2 separate regions of the Homo sapiens genome follow, and region 1 is linked to region 2. A link is a contact called in ENCODE Hi-C data. All regions are on one chromosome and are shown on one strand. Each heading gives the region's core, a stretch centred on a gene start or an enhancer-like site at or near the end of the contact. The rest is flanking DNA. Distances are from core to core; before and after follow the strand shown. Region 1 holds the start of IPO7 (importin 7). Region 2 holds the start of NRIP3 (nuclear receptor interacting protein 3).

Region 1 (4,705 bases), core at 1,563-4,062, 380 kb before region 2:
GATGGTCAAGGAACTCCTCAGTGATAAGGAGACATTTGAACAGGGATGGAAGGAAATGAGAGAACAAGTTAGGGGGATAACTATGTGAAAGGAGTTCCAAGGAGTTAAGTGCAAAGACTCTGAGGCAGAAGGGCTATTTTGTTTCGAAACTGTCTATACTATAAACACTTTAATAACATTTACAAATTTTACATTGAGTCAGTGATTATTTCACTTTGTGAAGAGATTCATTCAAATGTCAATGATCTTATTCTTTGGTTCTAAATGAACCAAAACACAGCTTCACTGGAATGAGAGACATCATAGAATAATTCGTTCTTCTATCTTCTCCAAAGCAAGAGCCTTTCAGAAATGTTACTTCCTCATTCTTAACAATATTCAAGACTTGTCTGAGATCTGTCTCCCAAATCAATGTTCTGCCACAAGAAAGTCAAAGCAAAAAATATTTAAATGGAAGAAGGGAGAGGGAGAAGTAGTGTATTAAAATGGAATGAAAGTAAATATACTAATAGAAAATTTACCTTAGGAAGAATATTTAAAAATCTAGGTGTTATAATTGAAAGAAATGTATGAAATGTAAATAGTTAAGGATTACAAAAATAAAGGCCATGTAACAAATTTTCTTTGACAGATTAGCGGTGTTCACTGTTTGACAGTATTCCAAAACAGTAGTTTAATGGTTAAGTAAAAAAGGCATTGAATACTATTTTGATCATTTGTTTATCTTCCAAAAACTAGCTTGTGAAATACCCCAGGTTTCTACTACAAGATGTTAGTGCATATACTAGACATGTAATGTCTATTTGAGGAATAAATGAATTTCAGATTTTCAGGAAGTATTATTTCCCCCATTTTTGTAGAAGCAAACCAACTCTTCAAGTACTCACTTTTAAAATTAATAATTACATGCAAGTATAATTAGTCAAAATAATACGCGATTAGAGCAAAGTCATGGTAGAAATGACCATGACTAAACTTTTAGCTTTTCTAGGCTTGTAACTGCATTACTATTTAATAAGCAAAATAATTTTCAACTTAACCCATGTCTATCACTAAGCAAATCAAAACAAAAAGTGATCCATTGCTCCTTCCATAGTTTGGTAATGGTTCAAAATGGTAATACGGTTCAACTCACTATTTTATATCCAAAAAAATCTAAGCTCCTCCCAAGGTGACTCTGAGTCTAAAAATTTGAACATGTAATCATCACTTTGTGTGGTATAATAATGATCTCATTTACATATAAAATAGATTTAACATTCTGAAATAATTTTACATTTAATTTGTGTAAACTCTGTAGGTAGTCTTCTTGAACTGTAAGTTCCGTGAGGGCAGGGATCTCTAGTGCAGCCCTTTACACTGAAAGTCCAGTTAGTAATATTTCTGCTGTTTCTGGTAAGTCAATATAAACAATGTTTTTAAATTATTTACTTACCAGCTAAAAGACGCATAAAATAGTTGAATTTCTATTTTAAAGTGTGATTTCTTTTTCAGTTAAAAAATGTACACTAAAGTTCAGTAAAGCTGGCAGATTCAGCAGCATGCTGAAGGACAGTTACTAACTGGCAGAAAAGTTACAGCAGCCCTTTTAAGAAGGATTTAAAATACTGATCATTAATACGTAAAAATGCAAAAGTTTAGAAACAAAGAATGACACTGGAGATAGTACAATAAATATTCATGCAATTAAGCTGTTTTCCAAGGAGCGGTCCCCACAAAATATGGGGGAAAAAAAAAACCTTCAGAGAATGCAATATCTGAACTGATAAGGAGCTCAGCATGTTCCAAGGCACTCAGACTTAACATTATCTCACCTGTCTGTCACAGCAACTCTGTGGCGTAATTTTATGAATGGGAAAAACTCAGGATCAAGAGGTTAAGCGACTGGCCCAAGGTCACTCAAGGAATCAATGGTGCAGCTATACCTAGAAGGGTGCACTTCACCTGATCCTTCCCACTACATAAGCCAGCTCCCCGACTGAAGCATTAGGACAGCGGAAAAGCAGGGATCAGACTCTGTGAGTGTCCCGCACTACTCCTATCCTGCCAAGGAGGCGCGGGCTTGCCTTTGAAAGCCTTCCCTAGCAACTCAGCCAGAGAGGAGGAAGTTGTGCCCGAGGCAGGCCACTGATCAGCCCAGCAAAGTGACAAGGATGACAGGCGCAGCCCCCAAAGGACCAGCCGGCATTCCCAGGAGCCCTTCCAAACCCTGCGACGGCGAGACTGGTCTCAGAAACATCTGAAAAACCTCCCAGTAAGTTTCGCCCCCTCCTGGACGTGAGGAACCAGCTGGGAATGAGCCAGAGGTCGGCCAGCCACCCGAGCCAGCCATGTGTCCAACCCGTCACGCCCGCCCCGCCTCAGCCGGCTCCTCATGCCTAGACCGCAGCCAGAGGCCCAGCTCAGGATCCGAAGCAAAGGCAGCCTTGGCTGCAGCCACCACCACCACACCACACCGAGGCGCCCCGGCGTGGAAGTCGCCGTCAGATGTCCGCCCCACCCTCCTGCTGGGACCCTCAACGACGTCGTCCGCGCCTCCGGCCAGGCCCCGGGGGCTCGGCCTGCCACTTCTGCCCACCCGCCTGCCCGCCGCCACCGCTAGCCGGGCGTCCTTACTTCATTGAGCTGGCGCTCCGCGGCCTCACGCAGGGCTGGGTCCATAGTGCCCCGCAGGGCCTCGATAATGGTGTTGGGGTCCATCGCAGCGCGGACTCGGTCAAACCCGGGGCTCGGGTGCTACTGGGCCAGGAATAGCGCCACTCACTGCGCACATGGACCCGCCGCGCTCCGCAGCGGCAACCGGCGCGAAAGGAAAGAGAAGCGCCAAGGCCCCGGATAGAACCTCTTCGCCTCGGCGTGGAGGCGGGAGATGCTCCGGCGACTTCCTGTGGGCGCGCCTGCGGAGCACTTTGGGAGATGTAGTCCACAAACACAGTCCGCAGCCCACGTGGCTGCCTGAGCTGTCGTTCCTACAGACAAGTCTTTCTGTTCAAAAACGAAAAATGTTCAAGTTCCACAAAAAGAAAAGCAAAACAATCAGTTACAAAAGGTTTCACATACTATATCCACAATGTTCATAAAGGGAGTCAGATACAGTGTGTGGTGCAATCGATTGCTAATGGCTGCGTGATTGAAGGAAACTTTCTGAAAAGCAATTTGAGATGTGTTTCTGATAGCCACTAAAATATTTAAACTGCCGGGCGCGGTGGTTCACGCCTGTAATCCCAGCACTTTGGGAGGCCAAGGCGGGCGGATCACGAGATCAGGAGATCGAGAGCATCCTGGCTAACACGGCGAAACCCCGTTTCTACTAAAAATACAAAAAATTAGCCGGGCGTGGTGGCACGCGCCTGTAGTCTCAGCTACTAGGGAGGCTGAGGCAGGAGAATCGCTTGAACCCGGGAAGCGGAGGTTGCAGTGAGCCGAGATCGTGCCATTGCACTCCAGCTTGGGCAACAAGAGCGAAACTCCGTCTCAAAAAAACAAAACGAAACGAAATGTTTAAACTCTGACCCAGTAATTCCACTTATGAGACTTTATCCTAAGGCAATAACACGGAAGATTAAATGAACTTTATGTGTGAAAGGTTTTTATCACATTACGTATTAGTAATTACCAAATACTGAAATCATGGCTTTTTATTGAGTATCCAAATTTTAGTTGGGACTTCATATAAATCACCTCTTAATGCAGAGTAAAAGCATAATCCCTATTAAAATACACCTTCCTGCCAGGCGCGGTGGCTCACACCTGTAATCCCAGCACTTTGGGAGGCCAAGGTGGGCGGATCACAAGGTCAGGAGATTGAGACCATCCTAGCTAACACGGTGAAGCCCCGTCTCTACTAAAAATACAAAAAATTAGCCGGGTGTGGTGGTGGGCGCCTGTAGTCCCAGCTACACTGAGGCAGGAGAATGGCGTGAATCCAGGAGGTGGAGCTTGCAGTGAGCCGAGATCATGCCACTGCACTCCAGCCTGGGTGACAGAGCGAGACTCTATCTCAAAAATAAATAAATAAATAAATAAAAATAAAAGACACCTTCCTAGCCAGGCGTAATCCTCCTGTTGAGGCAGGAGGATTGCTTGAGACCAGAAGTTCAAGGTGACAGCCTGTTAAGATCGTGCCTATGAGTAGCCACTACGCTACAGCCTGGGCTACATAGCGAGACCCCATCTCTAAAAAAAGAGGGAGGTGGGGGAGAAAGAAAGAAAGAAAAAGTCCTCTTTTATAACAGCCAAGAAAAAGTTTGTTTTAGAAAGGTTAAATAACTTACCCAAGGTCACGTAGTAAGAGGTTCAACTAAGATTTCAAACCTAAGATCTTTGTTTTCAAACTTTCCATTGTTTCCACTAAATCACTCTGCCTCTGAAGAGAAATGTTGAACAATATAGGACTGGTTAAGCAAATAGCAAGAATCCAGTAAATTAAATATTTCACAGCCATTAAAAAATATAACAAAAAAGTATTTATGGAAGGATATAGCTTTGTAACATGGACAAAGACTGAAAAGCAAGGTTAGCAAATGAAAATAATTTATTTTCTATTAACAGGATGGTGAGATTTGGAGTAATTTCCTTTCATATCTGTTATTATTGTAACAAAGTTATATAAACAGATATACTTAAAATTAATTATAAGCCTTCAAATACAATGTGTTAAATGATCACTTATTGTTTTTAATTTACAAAAAAAAGAGAAGGAAAG
Region 2 (4,334 bases), core at 1,624-4,123:
GTAGGAAGTGATTTACTCAAAGTCATTTGGGCAAACAGGATAAACCACCCAGAGATAACTCTCCTTAAATTAAGCAGGCAGTCTGTAGTCTGCGAATACTCATAATGTGTGGGGGGAGGAAGGAGCTGGCCTCACCACACTGAACCTTGAGGGCAGTGATGGTATCAGTCTGTCCAAGGAAGGTCTCAGACAGGTGAGGGGACCAACAGGTATTGCAGCCACAGACCCAACTGCAGAACACAAATCCCACTACACCAAAGGGCTCTGAATTCACAAAAAGATTCCCAGTTCCAGTCGGGCACCATTTATTTTTCAGCAACACTTGATATGGGCAAATTCCAGTTCAACTAGAGAGATTCAGCTTCCTGGTGTTCCCAGGGGGATCTAGCTCTGAAAAGAGCCCCTTTCTTCTGTCAGGACATCCTCAGCAAAAAAGGCTGCAGGTCTGAGCTGAGCAGCCTGGAGAGTGGGGATTCCAACTCCCCCCGAGAGTGTCTACCTGCCTGGCTTCCTCCCTGAGGAAAGTCACTGTCCCAGCCCAAGCCCTAGGGGCCCTCACTGTTGGACCTGCCCTGATGCTTTGCCAAACTCAGAGGCACCTCTCCTAGACGGACAAGGCAAAGCTGACTTTCACTGTTCCCTGGGTGATCTGCACCTGGAGGAGTGATCAGGCAGGGATCCAGGTGATGGGACAGAAGGGGCCAGGGCAGCCACTGTTGTTCACTGCTGGAAGTGTGCCAGGGGACTGGAAGGTGAACAGCAATCCCACCTGTCTCCTAGAGACTCTGTCCTCCGTGTGTAGGGGAAAGTAGGGGATGGGCACACAGGGAGGAATCCAGCCCTGGGGCTTCCTTGAAGCCAAGTGAGCAGCCTTCTGTATTTGTTTTCCCACAAACAGTCTTTGAAACTGGGGCAAGTGTTGAAGGCAGAACAGAGTAAAAGAAGCAGCTTCATGAGGCCAAACCCAGTCTCTCCAGGTCTAGGTAGTCCAGCACAGGTTCTGGGAGTAAATGCCAGCTTTACCACTTGATTTCTTTGGTACGACCTTAACTTTTTGCCATCCTTTCACTAGTATTTGAGAACCCTCTGCATATTAGGGCATCAATGCTAAGCAAAAAATGGGTTCAGTCACCTTCCTGGAGGTTCCAATCAGTGGAGGAGACAAATATTAATCCAACAACCAGTACCCCCCTACCCCTACCCCCACAGAAAGTGTCAAATGCCCAAGAGATAGATAGTATATAATTAGAGAGACTTCACTCTCTCTGGAAGGTCAGAGAAGGCTTTCCTAAAGAAATGATAATGGAGCTGAGGTCTGGAAGAAGCATAGGAGTTTCCTGAAGAGGGTAGGAGGGGGCACTGCACACAGAGGGAACAGGACAGTCAAAGGCAGGCCATTTGGCAACAGGTGACTGGAAGGAACTGGAAGAAGGCCCATGAGGCTGAAGTACAGAGTGAATATGCAGGGTCTAGGCAGACCATGCAAGAATGTGGGTTTCTCCTAAGAGCAATAGGAAGCCTTTTGAGGTGCTCTTAGCAGGGAAGTGAGATGATCACACTTATCGTTTGAGAAGATTACTCTGGCAGCACAGTGAACAACGTATTGGAATGGAACCAAGGAGCATTCAGGAGGCCAGACAGAAGGTATCAGGTATTTGCCTGTAAAATGGGGGTGATGAGAATACTATCTTACAAGCTGTTGCCAGGATCCAATGAGATACTGCATTTTAAGTGTCTAGTCTAGTACCTGGCACATAGTAAAGGCTCAGTAAGCGTCGATATTGTTACTTTTATCATTGGTTCTTTGCAGAGTGCACATATTTCTTATCCAGGTCTGCTCCTGCGTGATGGGGTGGAGGGAGTAGTTGTGGTTTCCAGAGTGAAAACGTGATTTGTGTCAAATCACAATGTCGAGACCAGAATCCAGGATGCCTGAAGGCCCGATTAGAATGGCTTAAAAGTATGGATTATTCAGGAAGAAAAACGGGTTCCAATCGCTCCTACTAAGGACGCTGGAGGGATGGTGAACGATCCTTTAGATGGTAAGCCCTAGCACTTATTGAGAAAAACAGGTGCTTCTTTGGTCGGAGAGCAGGTGTAGGGCTCGCAGCCGCGTGCGCTCCCGCGGAGGCGGGGGACCCTCGCCACTCCCCCGCCCCACGCCCACCCGCGGGCTTCCGACTGCACCTGCTCCCCCGGCTCGGAAACGCGGGCCGGGTGCCGGGCTGCAGGCAGAGGGTGCCCGGGGGAGGAGGTCCCGAAAGCCTCCTCCACACGCCTGCACCGGCTGCCCCCTCCCCAGTCACGTGGCCCGGTGGGTGGGGACCGACCTGAAGTTGGAGAAATCCGGAGCGCTCCCAACCTCGGAGGGAGTCGCCAGTCCTCCGGGCCCGGGCGGTGGACCCTGGAGCCCCGGCTGGCGGCGTGGAGGTGCGTTTCTGAGAAGCCGAGCAGCGGCGCGGGCGGCGGGACTCGAGGCATGGCCCGGCTGTCGGTGATCCCCGGGTCGGCCACGGCGTGGACAGGTGAGCAGGTACCCGCGGCCAGCGGCAGAGATGGCCGGGGCTGCCAGGGCATCGGGCCCCAGAGCCCACGCCAGTCCAGGGGATGCGGGGCCCCCACGCAGGAGGGGGCGGTTGGGTGAAAAGGCCGCGGTGGATTCTCGGACTGCCGGGTCAGTCCCCACCAGCGCCGCCGCCTCCTCGCCGGCTTTGCCACCGGGTGAGCAGGGGACGCGGGACGCGGGACGCGGGACGCGAGGGAGCCGCGCGGGGCGTGGACTCTGTGCCGGCCCCGCCCCCCGCGCGCGCACTGGCTGCTCCCCGCGACGTCACGCTCGGCTATAAAAGGCGCGGCTCGGGGCCCTTGCGGCGCTGGAGGAGCTCGAGGCTGAGGCTGCCGGGGGGCTGTGGGCTACCGGGCCGCCGGCGCCTCAGCGATGTTTTACTCAGGGCTCCTCACTGAGGGCGGCCGCAAGGAGACCGACATGCGGGAGGCGGCGTCACTGCGACAGCAGCGCCGGATGAAGCAGGCGGTGCAGTTCATCCACAAGGACTCCGCCGACCTGCTGCCCCTGGACGGCCTCAAGAAGCTGGGCTCGTCCAAGGACATGGTGAGCCCCCGCCGCCGTTCTCGCCCCGGCCCCGGCGGCTTCGCGCCCGCCGTTTTCCGAGGCCCGGCCGTTGCGGCTTTCACTGAGTCACGGCCCGGCCCGCCGCTGCCCTTGGCTCGCGGTCGCTGCGTCGCGGATTCCTCCCCTTCCAGTACCCCTGCTGCGGTTTCGGTGGGGATTCCGTCGTAGCTTTTCTAGCTTGCGCTCCCCTCGGCTGTGCCTCCTCCCTGGATGTCTCTTCTCCAGTAGAAAGAAGAGGTCCTGCCCTGCCCTCTTGCCCTCGGGTCTTCTTTCTTTTTCCTTATTCTTAATACCGAATTTTGTTCACGGGGCTTGTGCCTCCTATGCTGTGTGGCTGTTCCTATGACCCAGACAGAGGTGATTCCTAATGGCTTTCCGTGAGGGGGAAAGAAGTGGAAAGAGGGTTTTTTGACAGTTGCCAGATCCAGAGGACTTCTGTTGAATCCATTGTCCCCCTATGCAAAACCCACTTCTCTAGTTTTGGTCCTAACTTTGACCTTCCATCCTGAGTGGGGAGAGAGAAAAGGGGCCAAATGTGAAGGTTTCCTGAACCCCCAACATCTCTTCATCATTCTCCTCTTCCAGCCCCGCCCCCAAGGAGTGGGTAGAGGGAGGAAGCCAGGCTGCTGCATCTCACCGACCAGCTAATGTGTGCATCTGGAGCTGGGGTGGGTGCAGTCTTTTTTTCTAGCACAGTTGTTCCTGGCATTAAGTAGAAGCACCTCAGGACAGGGGGCCTGGGGTCAAAGATGGTACTGTCCTCTTTCTATAGAATGGGATGGATGGCTAAGGGTTACCAATATAAAGAACTGTATTTGTCATCCCTCAGCCACTGTAGTGGTCCTGGGCCAAGTTTATGTTTAACTTTGTAGTTTTATCTGGAGTTTTCTTGTAGTTTGATTGTTTTCTTGAATTTCACAATCGCTTTATTCATTTGGGTGGTAATATGTGAAACACTAATTAAATGTCTTTTAACAAATGAAATAGGTGCTCTGCATAATTTTTCTAGTATTTTTTATTTTAAGCTTTTGAAATATTTAATTTTGGATGTGGTTGTCGGCCCTAGTTCACTGAAATTGCCATTTCTGGCCCCAGGAGGGCAGAGCTTCTGCATCCATTTCCTTTTTTTTTTTTTTTTTTTTTTAATTTAACAGCTCTAATGATACACAGGTACATTATATTATACACAGTATAATATAAT

What was found. A loop is a pair of places that touch in the nucleus more often than their neighbours do. Pooled maps may share reads with other maps.
Region 1: a map of chondrocyte shows a loop between it and region 2 (2.2-fold over the local background). The contact joins the promoter of IPO7 here to the promoter of NRIP3 in region 2. A Hi-C loop is called at or near these places in 2 of 168 maps with a recorded cell type or tissue (chondrocyte and endothelial cell of umbilical vein) and 8 of 50 pooled maps.

What each region holds. Positions count from the first base shown.
Region 1 is chr11:9,382,759-9,387,463 of GRCh38, reverse strand. IPO7 (importin 7) reads right to left here and starts at 2,812. Exons shown (of 25, transcript NM_006391.3): 1 at 2,617-2,812. The coding sequence starts at 2,700. RefSeq lists an enhancer at 2,295-2,810.
Region 2 is chr11:9,002,540-9,006,873 of GRCh38, reverse strand. NRIP3 (nuclear receptor interacting protein 3) reads left to right here and starts at 2,873. Exons shown (of 7, transcript NM_020645.3): 1 at 2,873-3,112. The coding sequence starts at 2,939. NRIP3-DT (NRIP3 divergent transcript) reads right to left here and starts at 2,786. Exons shown (of 3, transcript NR_183663.1): 1 at 2,331-2,786. RefSeq lists an enhancer at 2,777-3,696.